Regions from separate parts of the Homo sapiens genome. Here regions 1 and 2 are each linked to region 3. A link is a contact called in ENCODE Hi-C or POLR2A ChIA-PET data. All regions are on one chromosome and are shown on one strand. Each heading gives the region's core, a stretch centred on a gene start or an enhancer-like site at or near the end of the contact. The rest is flanking DNA. Distances are from core to core; before and after follow the strand shown. Region 1 overlaps LTBP4 (latent transforming growth factor beta binding protein 4). Region 2 holds the start of FBL (fibrillarin). Region 3 has its middle 28 kb from the start of MAP3K10.

Region 1 (3,204 bases), core at 370-2,869, 450 kb before region 3:
GCTAGGAGAATTTCACCTTGGGAATTTCTCATTGGGAAAGAATGGGGCCTAGGGCCACCGGGATTGGGCCTCTTTGGAGGGAAGGCTGGAAGTAGGACTGGTGGAGGGCGCGGAAAGGGCACGTCCAAACTTCTGTTAGGAAGAGAAGGGGCCTGAAGAGGGGGTTTTAATCCAGAGGCCGATTGGAAGGGGCGGGGCCTAACAGTTTTGGGGCGGTGTCTTACTGGGGGCATAGCCTAAAATGTGGACCGGGCTTCAGCTGCAGAGGGGGAATGGACTGCGGCTGGAAGGGAGGCTTGGCCGTGATCCTGACACAAGAAAATACATGGACACGGTGGCGGCTTATTTCCACTACAGAGATACGGTGAGAGGGTGTTCTTTCCCTCCGCCTAAGTCTGGGAAGCAGGGCGCCCCTCCTCAGTCCCCAAGGGAGCAGCCTCCAGCACCGCGTTGCAAGCGCTAGCGAAGGCGGGTGGGGGCAGGCTCACCGTCACAGGTGCCCTCGGGGCCCGCGTGGTACCCAGGATCGCAGTCCCGGACACAGCGGTAGGAGCCGGGAGAGTTCTCACAGCGCTGCGACCCGCACAGGGCTGGGCCTCGCTCGCGACATTCGTCCACGTCTGAGGAGAGAGGTCGGGTGGTCGGATGTGGGAAGCAGGGAGGCAAGATGGGGGATACAAAGAGGGGAGAGGAGAGTCAGAAGGGGGAGGCCGGGGAAGCAGAGGAGAGGGCAGGAGAAGATTGGGGTAGAGGAGAGTTGGGGAGGCTAGGAGAGGAGGCGGGGGAAAGAGGTAAGGGGAGGGGAGAAGCGGAGGAGGAAAGACAGAGGTGGGAGGCCAATCGGCGAGTCGGGGAGTCGAAGGGAGGAGGGATCAGGCCGGGGCGGGGCCTCTCACCGAGGCAGGAGGCGAGGTCCGGGCCAGCGCGGTGTCCCGGAGGACAGATGCACTCGAAGGAGCCGTCGGTGTTGGTACAGATGCCGCTCTGGCAAAGGTCCTCCTCGCTGCACTCGTCAACGTCTGCGGGACAGGGCGTCCGAAGGCCCGGCCCACCTCCCGCTCCGCCTAACATTCTAGGCCACACCCCTCCACCGCCCCTCGGCTCTCCTAGGCCTCTCACGCCTTCCCCAACCTGCCTCACGCTACTTCCCTCCCTGCAAACACCGCCCCCCGACGGGTTTAGAACAGCTTCTTTACAATCACGGTCCAAATACCCAGACTCGGCCCTTTCATCTCCACGCCCCGCCCCCCCTCACTGCCTCGAGACTCCCACCAGCTGCCCCCTGATCCTGCTGGAATACCCCGGCTAAAAACTCGTTTTCCCCTTTTCGCCCTCTTCTCCCCGTCCCGCCTTTTCCTGCCCTAAGCCCACCCTTTCCGGGGCCAGGATCAGCCCGGGTACGAACCGAGGCAAGAGGCTCCGCGGGGTCCGGGTCGGTAGCCAGGGGCACAAGTACAGGCAAAGGAGCCGTCAGTGTTGAGGCACTCGCCGTGAGGGAAGCAGAAATCGCCCTCCAGGCACTCGTTCACGTCTAGGGTACGCGGGAGATTGGGCGGAGTCACGGGACCCGGCCTCCCAGACAAGCTCCGCCCACATCGCAGTAACCCCGCCCCCACCAATGCCAGGTTTCTAAGCTCCTCCCACAGCGCCTTGGTCCCGCCTCCACCTTTCCAGCCGGCTTTGCCCTGGAACCCAGGCCCTACTCCCAGACTCTCTGGCGGGTCCCTATGCTGCTCACCTGCGCAGGGCCCGGGCCGACCCGACGGCGCCCGGTAGCCTGGCGCGCAGCTGCAGCGGAAGGAGCCTTCGGTGTTAGTGCAGTGGCCGTGGGGACCACAGGGAGGGGCACCCGAACTGCATTCGTCCACATCTGTGGGGGGTGGGGGTGTTCAGAAAGGGTCCAGTCTCGGGACACACCCGACCAATCCCCTTGGAGTAGGGTGTCTGGGGGAGGTGGTGGGAAGTCTCATGAGTTGGAGGCTGGGGGAGGGCTCTATGGCAGAGGTGGGTAGGGCTGACCAAGGTTCTCGGGTTCCGGGGACCATGGTTGCAAGTCCTGTGGGTCTAGGTTTCTAGGAACTACCTGTGCCAGGATTTTGGAGTCAGGAGAGGGATCAGACAGGGATCAGAAATCAACTAGGGCAAGGGACCAGTCAAGTATTATAAACTAGGATCATTGGATGGGATTCGGCTGAGCCATGGGTCAGAGTTAGTGACTGGAATCTGAATCCAGTTAGGATCAGAAGTTATAGTCAGGGTCCAGAATTCTGCCTCAAGTCAGGGGCCAGGGTCAGGGATTATGAACCCAACCAGGTTCCAGAGAAGGGATTCTGAGAAGAGGCAGGGGCTGTGAAAGAGATAGGACCAAGAGTCACACAGTCAAGGTTATGGTCAGTGCTATGGTTAGTGGTTATGATTAGGGTCAAATGTCACAGTCAAATTCAGGAGTTATAGGTCACATTCAGGGCCAGAGTCATGAGGGTCACAATTGCTATCAGGGTATGGGCAGGGACTATCATCAAGGGTGATGGTTAGGGTCAAATGTTACTGTCAAGTTGGGTCTCAGGAGTCACATTCAGGGTCAAGAGTTGTGGTCCAGGTCAGGGTCAGGAGTCACAGGCTCTGGGGACTGAGGGACTGAGGTCCAGGTCAGGAGGTTACGGCCAGGTCATAGTTGTGATCTGGGTCAAGGGTCGGGGGTCATGATGCAGGCCCAAGGTCACAGCCAGGGCCTGGTCTCACCAGTGCATCTGCCACGGTGCAGGTGGTGGCCAGAAGGACAGGTCCTGCACTGGAAGGAGCCGGGCGAGTTCACACACTCCTGCCCAGGGCATGCGAGGTGGTTCTCACACTCATCCACATCTGGGGGGCAGGGGAGAGGGTGGCCTTGAAGAAGTGGTCCAACTCCCCCCTCACCCATCCACACTCCTCCCTCCCTCCCCGGCCTCACCCTCGCACTCGGAGCCAGCAGTGTTGGGTTGGAAGCCCATGGGGCAGACACACTGGAAGCTGCCTTCTGTGTTCTCACACCGGCCGTAGGTGCAGGGTGGGGGGCTTCGGGCACACTCATCCACATCTGGGGCAGAGGGGACCAATGAGGCTGAGGAAGGGGCCTGAATCCATTCCCATGGCCATCACCACCCACCCCAGCATTCCAGTCTTGAGCCTGCCTTCTGGACTTGCCTCAGGCTGCTCCCTCTTCCC
Region 2 (3,245 bases), core at 209-2,708, 320 kb after region 3:
GGTGTGAGCCACTGCCCCGACCGGTTCTGAAAAGTTTAAGCAGATTTTCCATCATAATATCTAAACAATCTTTCAGGAATGTTTCTGTGCAAATTGGTGGCATTCCACAGCTGGAACACTGTACACAGAGAACTCACAACGGTATGAGGCCATCCATTCATTCAACAAACATTTACTGGGCACCCAGAGGGCTGTCCTAGGCCTAGAGTGATAGAGCAGTGAATGGAACAGAGTCAACATCTAGGCTCTGGACTGGTAGGTTCTTCTGGAGTTTTTCGGTAACTTCTCATAACAGCAGTTGTCTTGCTTTGCAGAATGAATATAGGGATGGATACTGATATTACACAATTACAAAGCCCAAAATTCTTAATACTTAAGCAGAATCTGTTGACCCCTGACGCCGCTCTCTGCCCCCACTCTGATCTGTCCATCCTTTTCTTCTGATTCACGGCAGCAGCCAGTCCTTGGTTTTCCTGCTTTCACCCTCACTCCTGCAGTCTGCTTCCCACATGCAGCCAGAGGGACCTGTGTCAGATCACATTCCTTCTCTGCTTGGAACCCTTCCATGGTTCCATCTTACTGCCTAAGTCCTCACTATGTCCCACAAAGCTCCGCACAATCTGCCCTTGTTAGCTACCCGCCCTTATCTCCTCTTACTCTCCACCTTGCTCACTTTGCCCCACCCACCCTCCTCATTGTCTCTCCAACTTCCCATATCTTTCCTTCCTCAGGGCCTCTGCATCTGCAGATCTTTTCCCTGCCTGGAACTCTCTTCCCCTAGATAGGTGCATGCCTCACTCCTCACTTCCTTCAGCCCTTTAGCTCAAAAGTCTCCTGATGCATTCCTTGACCACCGTGCCAAAAAAACAAAAATCATTTGCCCTCCAAAATCTCTATCCCCTTTCCCTGCTGTTATTTTCTCCAAAGCACTTATCGCTTTCAAACATTCAACATGTTTGGTGTCTATTTCCTCCATTAAAAAGATGAACTCCAGGAGAGTGGAGATTTTTATGTCTCGTACACCGCTGTATTCCCAGCTCCTAGAACAGCACCTGGTACACACGAGGTGCACTGTAAATGTTTTTCGGATGTTTGAATGGAAGCCCAGAGTCGGTCACTGTTCTTGGGGCTGGAAATGTATTGGGGAAGCCTTTTTGGGTGTACAGGGGCCAGAGGGATTTAGCTAGGAATACAAAAGAGGGCACAGCCCGTGCGAAGGCTATGAGCCCTGATTATTGGGGTGCTCGCATTGGGGAAGAGGAAACCGGAAGCGAGTTTAGGGCGACCGCTGCACAGGCAAAGGCTGGGAAGGCAGAGAGCGAGGGCAGCGGGTTGCGTGTCGACAGGCTCGAGAATCCAGGCTCACTGCGCGTGCGCCGAGCTCCGGGCGGGGAAGGGGCCCGGGGGCGGGACTACGGGGTGGCGTCACGCAGCGCACGTCGCCGCGCGCCTGCGCTCTTTTCCACGTGCGAAAGCCCCGGACTCGTGGAGTTGTGAACGCCGCGGACTCCGGAGCCGCACAAACCAGGGCTCGCCATGAAGCCAGGTCAGGCTGGGGTGAGGGTCCGGGGTCAGGGACGGAGGCCGGGCGGGAATCCGGGTGCCAGGCCAGAATCGGAGGGGTGGGGCCTTGGCCTGGGGGCAGGGGTTCTGAGCACGGGTTCCAGTCTCCTGTGGGAAGGGGGATTCTGATTCCAGCAGGTCTAGGGGTTTGTGACTGGCTTCAGAGGTCACGGTCGTGAGTCGAAGAAGGCCGTGGGCCTGGCATTGGGGGTGTTGACGTGGGGTTCGTCTCATTGAGGCCGTCTAATAGGGATTTTGGATATTGGGCAGGAGGCGGCACTCAAGGGTCTTGGGCTAGAGTTTGGATTCAGGCATCTGGAGTCTTGGATCGCTGGGCGTGTTTTGGGAATCAGGCTTGGGTCGGAGATGGAGAGTTCCTGACCTTGGGTCCTGGAGCTGTGTGTGGGAAGCCCCCATTTGCCTTCCCTGTCGCTGCCACCACCACCATCCCCTTATCCCGCATCCCAGCTTTTCCGAGTGGGCCGGAGTGGATGAGGACTCCCCGGTTGGCCGTGTGCGGCGCTCTTCGGCTCACTTTCCCGCCTTCTGCACTTACAGTGGGGCGGATCCCCGGGGATGGAGTGGAGATTTGGGGATTAAGATTTCCACCTCCGGGACGAGACTTAACAAGCTCGGCATTAGTCTGGGGTGGTGGGGCGGGTGGTTGTCACAGGAGGTAAGTAGTTTTATTCTTAAGATTTTCCACTAGATTCTGCTGAAACCACTCCCTTCATGGTGGAATGATGAGGGGGTCCTGGCTTTGACAGCAGAAGGGCCTCAGTTCAGTGTGTCAGCTCTTGCTCAGCTTCTTAGCCTGCTGTGTGAACTTGGGCAAGTGGCTTTACCTCTCTGAGCCTCTGTTTTCTCATCAATAAAATGGCGCCAGTTAGGATTAAGCGACGTTAAAAAAAATAGCACAGTGCTTGACATATAATAGTATTAGCTCTAATTGTTACCTTTATCTTTCTCAAAGAGAACAACATTAGAATCCTTCTCGGTGGTGCCTGAGCACTTCCTCCATCTGGCCTGCCCAACCCGCACTCATCTGTGTGAGAACTTGCTTCATTGAGTTTGGAGAATTTCCACCATGGCCCAAAGGGTCTGTTTTCCTAGTACAGGCTTTCTTTTTCTTTTGTGTGTGTGTTTGTGTGGAGAGATGGGGGTCACCTGGCAGGAGATTTGTGGATCTGTGCCCTTCTCCCAAGTTCCCTTTCTCTTCCGTGTTTGGGGATCTCTTGATGAAGTGGGGTGGGGGATTGTAGGCCAGGTATGCTGAGATCCTGGCTTGCCTGCAGGCATTCTGGTCTGTGATTCCCTCATAAATGGAGGATACCCGTTCTTCCAACCTTCCTCCATGTGTGGTAGAATGTGAAGTTGTAAAAGTTGTCAGGTGTTAGCTCTTTAGTAAGGATTTTAGCCTGAGTGAGAAAAGAACCCTTTGGGAGATTTTTGAGCAGGGGCGTGGTGCAGTCTGACATTTTTAAAAGGGATTCTTTTTGCTTCGATGTGTGAAAGACCTCAGGGTGGCAAAAGTGGAAGCAGGCACATTGGTGGGAAGCTTGTTGCTGTAATCTAGGAGATGGTGTGGTGGACCAGGATGGGAGCAGTGGACATGCTGACAGTTTTACATGCTTTTGAAGACAGAACCAACAGATTGTATGTGGGTGTGTGATCGGAGTCAA
Region 3 (3,373 bases), core at 529-3,028:
GACCTCCTGGAGGAACCTTCTAGAAAAAGTTAAGGGTTTTAGACTCTTCCTAAGGGAAAACGGGAAGCTATGGGGGATTTTAAGAGAGGAGTGACTTGACGTTCTGTGCTTGTTGGGTGGATCATGAATTAATTGTAGGAGCCAGACTTGGAAGGCTCCTGCAGCAGTAATTCAAGCCAGAGATGATGGTGGCTTGGGAGAGTGTGACTTCTGTGGGGACTGAGAAGTGACAGGCTTAGAACTTCCAGGATATTCCAAGAGGTCTGCTATGGGAGTAAGGAAGAGGGAGGAGTGAAGGATGACTCTCGGATTTCTTTTTTTTGTTTGTTTTCTTTTCTTTTTTTCTTTTCTTTTTTTTTTTTTTTTTTGAGACCAAGTCTTGCTCTGTCACCCAGGCTGGAGTACAATGGCGTGATCTCAGCTCACGGCAACCTCTGACTCCCGGGTTCAAGCAATTCTCCTGCCTCAGCCTCCCAAGCAGCTGGGACTACAGGTGCTCACCCACCATGCCCGGCGAATTTTTGTATTTTTAGTAGACACGGGGTTTCGCCATGTTGGCCAGACCGGTCTCGAACTCCTGACCTCAGGTGATCTGCCCACCTTGGCCTCCCAAAGTGCTGGGATTGCAGGCATGAGCCATTGCACGCAGCCGACTCTCAGATTTCCAAGTAGACCGTGGAGAGCAAGGGAGAAGAGGACCTGGCCCAGCGCGTTGGCTCACACCTGAAATCTCAGCACTTTGGGAGGCTTTGGTGGGGAGAGGGGATTGTTTGAGGCTGGGAGTTCAAGTTTGAGACCAGCCTGGGCAACATGCGAGACTTCATCCCTACAAAACATAAAAATTAGCCAGGTGTGGTGGCATGTGCCTTTAGTTCCAGCTACTCAGGAGGCCAAGGAGGGAGGATCACTTGAGCGCAGGAGATTGAGGCTGCAGTGAGCTATCATGGCACCACAACTCTACAGCTTGGACAACAGAGCAAGATCTTGTTTCTGGGGGGGAAAAAAAAAAAGGTGAGACCTAGTCTCTACAATAATAATAATAATAATAATTTATAAAGTTAGCCTGGTGTGGTGGTGCGCACCAGTAGTCCCAGCCACTTGTGGGGCTGAGATGGGAGAACTGCTTGAGCCCAGGAGTTCAAGCCTGCAGTGAGCCGTAATTACACCACTGCACTCCAGCCTGGGCAATCAAGCAAGACCTTGTCTCTAAGAAAAAAAAAAAAAAAAAAAGGCCGGGTGCGGTGACTCAGCCTGTAATCCCAGCATGCACTTTGGGAGGCTGAGGCAGGTGGATCACGAGGTCGGGAGTTCAAGACCAGCCTGGCCAACATGGTGAAACCCCGTCTCTACTAAAAATACAAAAATAAGCTGGGCATGGTGGTGTGCACCTATAGTCCCAGCTACTTGGAAGGCTGAGGCAGGAGAATCACTTGAACCCGGGAGGCGGAGGTTGAAGTGAACCAAGATCATGCCACTGCATTCCAGGGTGGCAACAGAGCAAGACTCTGTCAAAGAAAAAAAAAAAAAAAAAAAGAAAAAAAAAGCCCCAAAACAGATCTGTCTAGGAGGCTTGCTAAGGGGAAGTGGAAGCAGTACAGCTCAATAGCATAAACCTCAAAGGGACAGGGTTAAAAAACAACAAAGACTATGGATAGGCCAGGTGCAGTGGCTCACTTCTGTAATCCCAGCACTTTGGGTAGCTGAGGCAGGAGGATGGCTTGAGCACAGGAGTCTAAGAGTAGCCTGGGCAACATGGCAAAAACCCCATCTCTACAAACAACAATAACAACAAAACACTAGAAAAATTAGCCGGGTTTTGTGGTGCACACCTATAGTCCCAGCTACTCAGGAGGCTGAGGTGGGAGGATCGCTTGAGTCCAGAAGGCTGAGGCTGCAATGAACCAAGATTGTACCACTGCACTTCAGCCTGGACAATAGAACAAGACCCTGTCTCAAAAAAAAAAAATAGTATGGAGAAGAAATAGTGACAATATCTGGAAACAGTATTGTCATGCCAAGGTATGGCAGATTGCATTATTGGTCATGATATTTGCTGTCCCTTCAGGAAGGTCCCCAGTGACAGCAGCCTTGGCCATCTGAATGAACCTCGAATGAAACCAGACATTAAAGGATAAATGTTGTAGTGAGACCATATCTCTAAAAAATTTTTTAAAAATTAGCCGGGCTTGGTGGCATGGGCCTGTAATCCCGGCGACTCAGGTGGCTGAAGTGGGAGGATCGTTTGAGGCCTGAACTCTTGAGACCAGCCTGGGCAACATAGCAAGACCATCTCTCTCTCTCCCCCCTCCCCCCTCCCCCTCCCCCCTTCCCTCTCCCCTCTCCCCTCTCTCACACAGACACACACACACACACACACACACACACACACACACACACACACACACGACAAATGTATCCTTCCAGTTGTATAAAATGTTCAGAGAGGCAAATCCATAGAGATATAAAGTAGGTTATTGGTTGCCAGGGGCTGGGGGAAAGGGAAAGCAGGAAGTGGCTGCTGATGGGTACAGAGTTTCTCTTCAGGGTGGTGAAAATGTGCTTGAGTTAGTGGTGATGGTCACCCAACATTGTGAATACATGAAAACCCACTGAGTTGTAGACTTCAAAACGGCAAATTTTGGCCGGGCACGGTGGCTCACGCCTGTAATCCTAGCACTTTTGGGAGGCCAAGGCAGGAGAATAACTTGAGGTCAGGAGCTCAAGATCAGCCTGACCAACATGGAGAAACCCTGTCTCTACCAAAAATCCAAAAATTAGCCGGGCCTGGTGGTGCACGCCTGTAGTCCCAGCTACTCAGGAGGCTGAGGCAGGAGAATCGCCTGAACCCGGGAGGCAGAAGTTGCAGTGAGCTGAGATCACGCCATTGCACTCCAGCTGGGTGACAGAGCCGGACTCCGTCTCAAAAACAACAACAAAAAAACCTACCAAACAAAAAACAAACAAAACGACGAGTTTTATAGTACGTGAATTATATCTCAATTTAACAAGTAAAATATATACAATTTTTATTTGCCAATAAAAATAAAAAATTATAGAACAGTGACATGCTTGTCATACTGAATTTATGGGAGTTTCTTAAATCTGCTACACATGTCGCCTCTGAATCTTTGCACATGCAGTTCATTCTGCTTAGTAACAAATGCTTCAATGCCACCTCTCCTCTTTTTCCTAATGGTAAAATTCAGGCTATACACTAATCTACAAAGAGAGAGCATTTCAGGTGAGAATTGTGTTATCAGCAATTTATTTAAAAAATTTTTTTTAAGACAGAGTATTGCTCTGTCGCCCAGGCTGGAGTTCAGTGTCACCGTTCTAGCTCACTGCAGCCTCAACCTCCTAGGCTCAAGCAATT

What was found. Hi-C counts contacts between places; a loop is a spot of excess contacts on that map. ChIA-PET counts read pairs that join two places held with the same protein, here RNA polymerase II (POLR2A). Pooled maps may share reads with other maps.
Region 1: a pooled map shows a loop between it and region 3 (3-fold over the local background). The contact joins two enhancer-like sites. A Hi-C loop is called at or near these places in 2 of 50 pooled maps. POLR2A ChIA-PET finds 5 or more read pairs at or near these places in 2 of 52 experiments (B cell and K562).
Region 2: a loop to region 3 is called in a pooled map, with 12 times the contacts of the local background. The contact joins the promoter of FBL here to the enhancer-like site in region 3. A Hi-C loop is called at or near these places in 1 of 37 single-sample maps with no recorded cell type and 3 of 50 pooled maps. POLR2A ChIA-PET finds 5 or more read pairs at or near these places in 4 of 52 experiments (BJ, GM12878, PC-9 and 1 more).

The regions. Positions count from the first base shown.
Region 1 is chr19:40,611,731-40,614,934 of GRCh38, reverse strand. It overlaps LTBP4 (latent transforming growth factor beta binding protein 4), which reads right to left. Exons shown (of 30, transcript NM_001042545.2): 14 at 2,951-3,076; 15 at 2,743-2,862; 16 at 1,739-1,870; 17 at 1,406-1,531; 18 at 897-1,019; 19 at 489-620. Among named protein-coding and RNA genes, the nearest start is that of LTBP4, 12 kb to the right of the region's middle. RefSeq lists enhancers at 1-261, 483-1,030. Within about 2 kb of position 1,619, at least 36 of the 41 ENCODE cell types and tissues checked have a DNase peak (open chromatin) inside an H3K27ac peak, as active enhancers do; they include B cell, where a contact is called at or near this core.
Region 2 is chr19:39,844,592-39,847,836 of GRCh38, reverse strand. FBL (fibrillarin) reads left to right here and starts at 1,458. Exons shown (of 9, transcript NM_001436.4): 1 at 1,458-1,546. The coding sequence starts at 1,537. RefSeq lists an enhancer at 1,913-2,653.
Region 3 is chr19:40,162,181-40,165,553 of GRCh38, reverse strand. No RefSeq gene overlaps it. Among named protein-coding and RNA genes, the nearest start is that of MAP3K10, 28 kb to the left of the region's middle. Within about 2 kb of position 1,778, at least 4 of the 41 ENCODE cell types and tissues checked have a DNase peak (open chromatin) inside an H3K27ac peak, as active enhancers do; they include B cell and GM12878, where a contact is called at or near this core.